Linked DNA regions of Homo sapiens: region 2 is linked to region 1. The links are chromatin loops, found by intact Hi-C in ENCODE. Cell type or tissue: heart left ventricle. All regions are shown on one strand. Links, peaks and the distances in the headings refer to the core of each region. The heading gives the core; the rest is flanking DNA.

The links. A loop is a pair of places that touch in the nucleus more often than their neighbours do. Peaks named below come from ENCODE experiments on the same cell type or tissue, not always from the same donor. Only the 100,000 strongest peaks of a DNase experiment are listed, where the experiment ranks them.
Region 2: it touches region 1 in a loop (6-fold over the local background); 11 of 110 quality-filtered maps call a loop at or near these places.

Annotation. Positions count from the first base shown.
Region 1 is chr1:161,571,886-161,577,257 of GRCh38, reverse strand. No RefSeq gene overlaps it. Among named protein-coding and RNA genes, the nearest start is that of FCGR3A, 25 kb to the right of the region's middle. In heart left ventricle, for the core only: no CTCF peak of the experiment used is centred there; no DNase peak of the experiment used is centred there.
Region 2 is chr1:161,723,007-161,728,378 of GRCh38, reverse strand. It overlaps FCRLB (Fc receptor like B), which reads right to left. Exons shown (of 8, transcript NM_001002901.4): 4 at 5,370-5,372; 5 at 4,758-5,012; 6 at 2,292-2,558; 7 at 1,386-1,676; 8 at 236-1,132. The coding sequence ends at 717. Among named protein-coding and RNA genes, the nearest start is that of FCRLB, 4.1 kb to the right of the region's middle. RefSeq lists enhancers at 889-938, 1,999-2,138 and silencers at 1,199-1,458, 1,489-1,538, 1,549-1,788. In heart left ventricle, for the core only: a CTCF peak has its summit at 2,183; DNase peaks (open chromatin) are centred at 1,198 and 2,408; H3K4me3 peaks cover 2,489 bases; H3K27ac peaks cover 1,774 bases.

The sequences.
Region 1 (5,372 bases), core at 311-5,310:
TACATTAGTACTCACCTTATAACATGAAGATTAAATGAGAAAATCCATAAATAATGCTAAACACAGAACCTGCCATATAAATTTAGTCTTAATCATTATTATCATTAAAAGGCTAGAAGAATCTAGTCTCTGCTTCCAGTTGGGACTAGTGTTTATAGACCCACTTTGGGAAGGCAGATTAATGTTATAAACTCAAATGGTTCCAATTGTACATACTCTCAGATTCCAGCCTCTTGATTCAGAATGTACTCCTTTCTTTTTGTTCTGCTTGGTTGAATTTTGTTTCTCTTCCTCTTAATATCCTGACCACAGGCTCAGTGAATCCCTGTGGTTGTTTTTATCAATCCTCTCTACAGTTTCCTCCTTATAGCCACTTCCCCACAAGCTGAGACAGCCAGGCACTACAGTCAGCTGCCAACCCCAAAGGAGAGGGAAGCCTGGCAGAGAAGGCAAGCACCAGGAAAACAAACAAAAAGGATGATTGACTGATGGAGGCTCTGGTTGGAGAGGCCTCAGCCAGGTCTAAGCATCAGCCACACCTCCTCAGGGAATTCAGGTCTTTGTGTTAAAGCATCATCATCTCTAACAACCCATTAGAAATGCAAATACCCGGCCAAGAGTGGTGGCTCACACCTGTAATCCCAGCACTTTGGGAGGCCAAAGTGGGTGGATCACTTCAGCCAGGGAGGAGGGAGAGAGTAACATTTCTAAGTTTTATGGCTTGCTTTGGGGAAGAGGGATTTTGGTTTCTATGACTTGCTTCAGGGGAGAAGGAAGGGTAAAGGACAGAAGGGCAAGAGAATGTCAGAGAGACCTTGCTTCTGAGGTCTTCCAATCTCCCTTAGTTCAAAGCACTCAGCAGGCCAAAGTGCCATATATTGGGGTATTGTTTCTGTGCCCCAGCTGGCAACACTGGGTAAAATTGGAAATTAGTCAATGCTTATCATCATTAGGAACATGGTGGTTAGAACCAGGAAGAACTTGTAAAAAGTATCCAATTATTGGTGAAAGAACAGACAAATAGATTAATGGAACAGAATAGGGAGCCCCCAAATAGGCTCACATGAATAGAGTCAACTGATCTTTCACAAAGAAGCAAATGCAAAGCAACTGAGAAAAGTCATTAAAGACCCTCGTTTCAGAGGAGTACTGCCCCACACCCAGGAGGAAGGAATGGTACACAGGCCAAGAAGAATCTAAACACACAGGCCTTGCTAAGTTTTCCCCATCAGTCTGTTAGCATCAGACTCTACCCTTTATCCAGTCACATTTCTACAGGGCTAGGCATTCCTCATTGAACCTAAGCATAAAAACAGAGTCTTCCCTGAGTCTTTGGGTCTTCATTTCAGAAGGCTCCTGCATCATGTAAAATTTTGATAAAATAAAATAAAACTTTGACAAACTTTTCTCTTGCTAACTCATCTTTTGTTATAGGAGTGTCAGCTATGACGCTCATGATGGGCAAGGAAAGTTATCACAACTTTCCACCTCTATGAAGCTCCAGATTCTACTCTCTCTTCAATGATGATTTTCAGTATGAGGGTGCCCAGTCTGCCACAACCTGTCAGGGACAGAAGAGAGTTGAGATCTTAGGTAACCCCTGGGCAGGCTCATCTCTGGGGCAACACACAGAAGGGTGAGGACAAAGAGATAGCTTACTGTAAGTGCCACCCTAAAAAGGTGCTAGCCAGGAAGGAAGATGTAAGCCATCCCCTGGAGAGAAAGCAGAAGGGTCGAGAACCGGAAATGTCCATTAATCAGGTATCCAAAGAAGAAGGACTGATGTGTGAGGAGTCAGAAGCAGAAGGGAGGGTGCCGGGTCCAGGGCCAGTTTGAAACAAATCGTGTCAGCCAGGCATGGTGGCTCACGCCTGTAATCCCAACACTTTGGGAGGCTGAGGCAGCCAGATCACTTGAAGTCAGGAGTTCGAGACCAGTCTGACCAGCATAGTAAAACCCCATCTCTACTAAAAATGTAAAAATTAGCCAGCTGTGGTGTCACACACCTGTAATCGCAGCTACTTGGGAGGCTGAGGCAGGAGAATTGCTTGAACCCAGGAGGTGGAGGTTGCAGTGAGCCAAGATCATGCCACTGCACTCCAGCCTGGGCAGCAAAGCAAGACTCTGTCAAAAAAGAAAAAAGAAAAAAGAAAAAAGAAACAAATCTTGCCACCATCAAGTTCCCATCATCCATTTCTCTTTGTGCATTTATTGGCAGATTGATAAGGCAGGACAGATCCTAAAAGTGATTGGAATGTAAATAAAGGAGATCTCTGCCTCTACTAAATAAATACACAATAAAAATTAAAAGGAGATCTCCTCTGACCAAGGTATTTCAGTAAAGTTGCAAATATGAAGGTAAGTATTGCTGCTGGTTGAGTAGTCTTATGGAAAAGCCCTTCAATCGGGTCGCGGTTTATCGTTCTAGAAACTGGGAAAAGTATTTTGTACGAGAGGACAGTGGAGGTTCCTGCTCAGCATCTGTTCTTTCCTGTGGCCTCCAGTCTCAGTAGAGACCCTAGGAGAAGAGTTTACTGTGACTGGAGCAGAAGAGCAGGCTGCAGTTAACTTGGTCCCTGGCAGAATTACAGAAGTAAAATGAGGTCTTCAGGAATCACTGGAGGGAAATGATACTGAGAGTGGCAATAGCAACAAATTCTGAGCAGGAAAGCAATAACTCATGGGGATCAACTAGTGACTGATTTACTCAACCCATATGCAGTGCTCTAACCCAATGTTGACTCTGCTAGGTAAGAAAGATGGGGTGGGGATGGATGGGAGGAAGAAATGAAGAAATGAGAAGAACAGTGGTCTCTGTCCTGAGGAACCCTCATTACAATGGGAAAGATAGGATATTTGCAGGAGACAGATATAAAAACAATACAAACCTATCCTGTGCTTCACCTGAATTAGAGCAGAAAGTCGTAGAATTAAAAATTGAGGCTGGGCACGATGCCTGATGCCTGTAATCCCAGCACTTTGGGAGGCCGAGGCAGGTGGATCACCTCAGCTCAGGAGTTTGAGACCAGCCTGGCAAACATGGTGAAACCCCATCTCTACTAAAAATACAAAAAATTAGCCAGGGGTTGTGGCACGTGCCTGTAATCCCAACTATTTGGAAGGCTGAGACAGGAGAATTGCTTGAACCCGGGAGGTGGAGGTTGTAGTGAGCCGAGATCACGCCATTGCACTCCTGCCTGGGTGACAGAGTAAGCGACTCAGTCTCAAAATAAATAAATAAATAAATAAATAAAAATTGAGGAAAAGTGTGAGTGTTAGAAGAAACAATTGATTATAGAGCCAAAATATCTAATCAGAAAGATTGTGATTTCAGACATATCTGCATAATCTCTCTTCTTTACCTCCTCCCCCTGTAGCCCACTATCACCCTGCATTGACAGCCAAGAGCTGAGAGCCCCCGGAGCTGATCAGATTTCACTAGCAATCACAGCACACAACTTGGATGAGTGGCAATATGCTTTCCTCTAGAATGTGAAGGTGGAAGGCCCAAGAATCGAGCTTGGAGTGATAGTCCTGGCAGTAGGTCTCCCCTACTTGGCCTCCCATAGGCTTTTCCAACCACCCAGCATGATCGGTCCCTGTCCCCTGTCCAACAGCTGAGAATATGGTCAGAAAAGAGCCCTCCAATTTGAAGGGTAGTTCTGAATATTAAGGTACTTCTGAATAGTAAGAAGTAATAACATAAATATATGAAGAATATAGTAGCTCAGAGAAACAGGCTTGCACCATGAAGGGTTAGGACAGTCATAAAATGGAAATCATGTTTATATGAGAAACAACATAGCCTCAAGGGAAACAAAAGCCAGTATCAGGCTTTGGTGAAAACTTAGAACAAGGAGAGATTGTAAACTAACCAGACGTGTGAAGAGCAAATAGCAGAGCCTACCTACATAGCACAACTCCTGCCTGCATGGCCATCAGGACACAGTCAGTGCCGACCTCAAGGACACTTTTGATGATAACTTTTAAAACATACCATTTTACTTTCTGCTTTTTAGATTATCAAGTCATGTGAGAAACAGATAACTTCATCTAATTTCTGTGCTTAAATTCATTATGCCCTGCCATTCTGGTGATTTTTCATTTTGGACTTGGCCATTTTGATTTGTGGTATAAAAACAGCTGTGAAAACCAGCCTCATTAAAATGTTTTCATTAGAAACACCCCCCCAAAAAAACCTGTATTAATTAGAAACACCTGAAAAAAAACAGATAATACACAAAGTGATAACTTTTCTTGAACCCGTCAGAGTGCTGAGGTAGTGAGGCAACCAAGTACCCTGAAATCTAAGAAAAGACAGGTGTTTCTAAAGAGGGCTAGGATATGAGCACAGGCTCACCTGTAAGACAGCGTGGAAGGAAGGCAGGGCTACCATTCAAATGGGTTAGAAGAATTCAGCTAAAATTTTTAATAAATCGCTGAAAGCCAGATGTGGCCAAGAACTGAGAGCTCATGATACAAGGGCCATTCCTACGCATTTGAAGCATCTTCATGGGCCTCCACCAGAGCTCATGAAAAGCTTGTGGCCAGGGAATACATACCTAGGTAATGGAGCAGCCATCATTCTGGGAAAGGCATGAAGCCCACCTGAATCCTTTTTTCTAAGGAACAAATGTCTTAAATCACTAGAATAAGGGCCCAGGGCACAGAGCAGAGGAAAAGAGCCCATTACACCTGGAGGAAAGGAACAGGAAAAAACAACAACAACAACAACAACAAAAAACAACTCTCTACCCTTGGGGAAGGGGCTGGAAACCATCCCAAGCCTAGATGATTACAGGTCTTCTACCATTGAGTGAGATCTAGGATCACTGAAAAAGCCCTATCCTCAAGATCCAGGGACAGAAGGCCCGACTAAAACTGAGGCGGGACTAGAACAGCTGTCACAGCCCCACACGTTCTTCTTAGCCACTGCCCTGAAAAAATCAACAAGAACAGCGGCTATTGCAGCAAAGAAAGAGTTTAATAATCACAGGGCCAGCCATGTGAAGAGAGCAAGCAGCAATTTCTCAAACACATCTCCCTGACAATTCAGAGACTAGGGTTTTTCATGGGTACTTTGGTGGGCAGGAGGCTTGGAAACTGGAACAATCGATTGGCTGGGGATGAAATTACAGGGGTGTCTAAAGCTGTCTTCACGCAGCCAAGTCAGTTCCCAGGAGTGGGTGGATCTCAGGACCTAGTGGCGTCTCTTGGTCTACTGAAATGTTGAATCTGAAAAATACCTCGAAGACTCGTTCTTCAGGGTTCACAATAGTGATGTTATCTATAGGAGTAGTTGGGGAAGTTATAAATTTTGCAATCCCCGGTTACGTGACTCTGGTGCAGTAAGCAACATGCTACTGTAAGGA
Region 2 (5,372 bases), core at 130-5,129, 150 kb before region 1:
AAGCAATTCTCCTGCCTCAGCCTCCCAAGTAGCTGGGATTACAGGCGCCTGCCACCATGCCCAGCTAATTTTTGTATTTTCAGTAGAGACGGGGTTTCGCGATGTTGGCCAGGCTGGTCTCGGACTCCTGACCTCAGGTGATTCCCCCCCCCCCCCCGCCTCAGCCTCCCAAAGACTCTGACCCTTTTAACCAGGGAATGGGAGGCCCACACAAACAACTTTCTCTCGCCAAAACTAAATAGAACCCAGGATTTATTTGAAGATGTAAACTCATCAGTAATAGGACTGAACGTCTTTTTAATATCAACAGAGTAAATTCATTATGAATAATTACACTTTGACCCTAAAATATTCTCAAGTGCTCAGTTACCTCAATGTACTTAAATACCAAAAAAACTGCCTGTGCTGAAATATGTACTGGCTAGGCTTATCTGAAGGGCTAAGGGTGACTAAATTCACATCCAAAGTTAAATCACAATGTAGTAAATAACAGGTTTCTACTTCTTGCTGAATTCTGTGAGAATTCAAAGAGAATGCTTGCGGTTACAAACTGCTGTGTGAGGTTGAAATCGTCAGCCACTACACTTCGTGGGCGCTCCTTTAAAAACCACAGCAAAACACAAGGATGCAAACAGATGGCTTTGAAAGAAATTCGCGTGAGGGGAAGCAGGAGACCAAGGAGGAATGAGCCTGCAGAGGGGACGGTAGCCGCCCCCTCAGCTCTCCACAGGAGTGGTCTCTGGGGTTCCCGGGCTCACAGCAAAGTGAGAGGTGGGGGTCTCGGGCGTTCCCCTGAGCTCCCGGAGGGCCTGTGGCTCCTTTAATTCCAGGACCACCCGGCTCAGAAGGCCTTTGAGCAGCTGCATTTCTCGGAGCAGAAGGTCCACGTCGGGTTTCAGGGCTCCAGCCGATTGTTCCAAGGGCGTCGGCGGAGCGCAGGCGGGTGGCCCCGCAGTCGGGGCGCCGCTCGCCGGGAACTGCAGCCCGGTGGAGGTGGTGTTCCGGACGGAGGTGACCAACGGGACCGATCTGGACACCGGGGGCTTTCTGAAGGAAAGCGGCCTATTACCAGGAGCCAAGGCTGCGGCCCATGGAGCTGGGGCGGTGGTGGAGGCCGGGTCCAGGGGAGAACCTGTGAATGCATTACGCCCAGTCACGCGCGGCTTGCATGGTTCTTCTCGGCGCTGGGCTGGGGGAGGGGCGTAGGGCGGTGGGCGGGGATGGGGAAGGCCGGAAGAGGGGTGAGGAGGAGGGCGGCGAAGGGGAGATGGGAAAGGCGGGGGGCGGGACGGGAACCAGGGGGCGGGGGTGATTCGTGGGTGCCGAGAGGCGGAAGCAGGGCTGACCGCCAGGGTCGGCGTCCGGGAGGGTGTGCAGGCACTCACCCGGCCCCGGGAGCTGCAGCCACGGACTGCGTTTCCGGACACTGCGGGTGGCGGTAGCCGCCTCGCACCAGTACGATTCGAGCTCCTCGACCTCGGGCTCCGGGACTGTGTACTCGGCGCCCCAGTCGAAGCGGCGCACCGCGCGGCTGTACTTGTAAAACGCGAACTGCAGCGGCGTGTCGCGCTTCTGCGGGTGCAGGCGCGTGTCGCAGCGCAGCACCACCCCACCCAGCGCCGCGCCGCGGGCCTCCCGCGGACCCATCACCCTCAGCACCGGCGCCCGGAACAGCTCTACGGAGAGGGCGGGGAGCAACGGCGCCGGCTTGTCCACCGCTCCGCGACCCCGCTCCTTCCTGCTTCCCGCGAGGGCTCCTTGCAGACCCACAGACCAAGGGGGGAGGGGAGGAGGCCGTGTGTCCACGTGGAGGGGGAAGGGGAGCCTTCTGAAATGTGGGGCAGGGGGACCGAGTCCACGAGGGACGGGGAAAGCTTGAAAGGAAGAGGGACCAGGCCAGACGCTTCATGTCACATCCCGACTGACACTCAGCTCGGGTTCTGCAGCCTAGAATAGGAGACGCTGCGCCTGCCTTGCAGGACGCTAGGGAGTCGCTCCTTCGTCCCAGTCCCACAGTGGCCCCTGCCCCTGCCAGAGCTGCCCTCTCTGTGGGAGTCCCCAGCCAGAGTGAGAAGCCAGGATGTGCGTCGGGGAAAGGGACCAGCCTCCAAGCAGGCGGCGGATCAAGCGCTGCTTCACGGCAAAGGAGAGGAGACAGCGTCCATAGTCTAAGAGAAACCCTCCAAGTGGCAGCTATTTGAACTTCCGCCCCTTCTTTTCTCGCCGAGCTCCTGTCCCAGAATTTCTCAATGCTCATTTGCCTCCCTCCCGGGGCCCCTGGTCTCTCCCACCTTGCACTGTCACAGCCACCTTAGCGGAGAACATGGGCGCGCTCTCCACCGGGATGCGCATGGTGCCCGAGCACTGGTAGCGCCCGCTGTCGCTGGCACGCGCCTGTAACACAGTGTAGTTGGCGCTGGAGTGGAAGTAGCGCACGGCCTGGCCGTCGTGGTAGTAGTGAAGCTTGTAGACCACCTTGTCGTACCAGCCGCGGCAGCGCAGGACTAGCGGCTCACCCTCGAACACTGGCGCATAGGGCACTTGCAGAATCAGCCAATCTGCGACAGACACCACAGACACGCTTGACTCCACAGAAAGTCCAGCCCTGGAGATCTCCCACTCTCACAGCCTTCCAGCTTTCTCCTCTTAACTCCTCTCCCTCCCTTCCCCGCCATCTCCCACCGCTTTCTTTTCTTTTCTTTTTCTTTCTTTTTTTCTTGTTCTTTTTCTTTTTTTGAGACATGGTCTTGCTCTTGTCGCCCAAGCTGCAGTGCAGTGGCACAAACTCGGTTCACTGCAACCTCCACCTCTTGGGTTCAAGCGATTCTTCTGCCTCAGCCTCCCGAGTAGCTGGGATTACCGGTGGGCGCCATCACACCCAGCTAATTTTTGCATTTTTTAGTAGAGACAGGGTTTCACCATCTTGGCCAGGCTGGTCTTGAACTCCTGACCTCAGGTGATACGCCCACCTCGGCCTCCCAAAGTGGTGGGATTACAGGCGTGAGCCACCGGGCCTGGCCTCCCACTGCTTTCTTGAGCGGACAGGCCTTCCCTGGTGGTTGGCACCCAGCAGCCTCATAGTGCAAGATATATTTGTAGGTGAGTGGGAAGGAAGGGGGATGGCTGGTCTTTCACTTAGCCAGGGAGCAAAGATGCCAGAGACTTGGCTCCACCCTCAAAGGGTTTTGACCATGAGAATCAACTATAACCTCCTTAGGATGGTGTCAGAGTCCTCCTGACTGGGTCCTGCTTACCTCTCCCTCACCATGGCAGTATTCATTCCTGCCCCATTTCCTCTCTACTTTCCTCATCTTCCACTCCTAACAGGATAAGTTCCAGCCATACTGAACTGTTGAGAGAACTGGCCCTGCTCTGAGCCCGAGGCTTTTGTACCTGCTATTTCCTCAGCCAAGAAGACTCTCTTTCACCTGTTTAAGTTCACCTGCTTGTCCTGCATGTCTAGGCTTAGACCTTATCTCCTCCAGAAAACATCCCTGACACCCCAGGAGAGCCTTAGGTATCTCCTACAGCACCTCATAATTACCCTGTGATCATTATAGCACGCTTACATAGCCCTAGCACAGAGCAGATGCCATTTTAGGTGTTGTACATTGAGAAAGAATCCTGCAAGTAATAGCCACAATCCACATGCACTCCCAATCTGTAAGCAGTAATTACTCCTATAGTACTCAGTATAATTATTGCTATCACCAATGATTTCCGAACAAGAAACCACAGAGTATGAATATGAAGTGTGTGTAAGTGCTAATCTGAACATTGAGTGATGTGCTTTAAATTCTGAATACAAATTGTGGCTAGGAGTGCACGATCTCAGCTCACTGCAACTTCCGCCTCCCAGGTTCAAACAATTCTCATGCCTCAGCCTCCTGAGTAGCTGGGACTACAGGCACCCGCTATCATGCCCAGCTATTTTTTTTTTTTTTTTTTTTTTTAGTAGAGAGTGTTTCACCATGTTGGCCAGGCTGGTCTTGAACTCCTGACCTCAGGTGATCTGCCCGCCTTGGCCTCCCAAAGTGCTGGGATCACAGGCTTGAGCCACCGTGCCCAGCAATCCTGTACTTTATTGAACAAATTATTGTTATTTTTCTTATCCTGTTTTAAAACCCTTCAAGCATCTCGAGAATCAGTTTCTCAGCTGACTCCTGTGTACACATATACACGTCTGCAATAAAACTTTGAGTAAGTGCTCAGTTCAATTGCTGCTTTTTTTCTTTAGCAAATCATAATTCACTTTTAATCCTCAGAGCAGCCGAAGAGATACATACTATTATTGTCCCTTCTTTACAGATGTGGACACTGAGGCACAGAGAAGCATCACACTGTTCAACTGAGAGTAGATCCTTGATCTATGCTCAGACTGCCAGGGAAACTCACCTTTCCTGTTTGGTGAATTTCCTTTACTGCTCCCTCCCCAACCCCCTAAAGTTCTCTGTCCAGCACTCCAGGTCCTTGGAGCCTTTGCTCTTCTGAGCTGGTCTCAGAAACAAACAGAAATGTTCACACTGTGCCTCACACTATGGCAGGAGGGTAAGGGGACCTTGGGGGCTAGGCATGCCTTACTGCATCTCTCGCATAGTGCCGTGCAGGTCCCTACCTGCTCCAGAGACTTAAGATAGGCCCCAGTGTGGCCCTTGTTTCCTGCACCTTGGGATTGGCCCAGTGTTCCCTCCCACCAGAGGACTAGTATTGCCAGAGGAGACACGTGCTCCCCCTCCCCTCGTGCTCAGTCCACTCACCATTGGATACAGAGAGGTGGATGGGGTCACTGACGGGTGCTCCCCGTGTCTGGCATCGATACACCCCTGGTGTCTGCACCTCAATGCTCTTCTTGTGAGAGGGCAGAAGTAGGTGGCCCAAATACCAGAGAGTGCTGATGGGCTGGAGCTCCAGGAGCAGTGGGTGGTATCCATCACACTTCAAAGTTACCCGCTCCCCTTTGAAGATGGTGGTCCAAGGTGGATGTAGAGACAATATGGGCTTCTCCAGAGTAGCTGGGGTGGGGAGTGGGGTGAGAGGGGGCAGCATGCAAAGAGAATCAAGGTGAGGTGCCCAAAGAAACGACCTGAGTTTGGGAAATCTTAGGAAACCCCAGCTCGCAGGCCCCAGCCCATGTACTAACCCATCCCTGCAGGAGAGGAGATCACATTCATTGGGTTACAGACTACCAGTCCATCAGCCAGCACCCATTTCTAAATGCCTTCAAGCAAATTTAGTCCCAGGGGTTGACGAGAGTGGGAAGAGACACTATCCCAGCGCAGCCAAGAAGTGAGGAGTCTACTTGAAAAGGTCACTTAGGGGGTTGGAGTGGAAGCTGTAGAAAATTGGGATGAGAAATTTATAAGACTCACCAG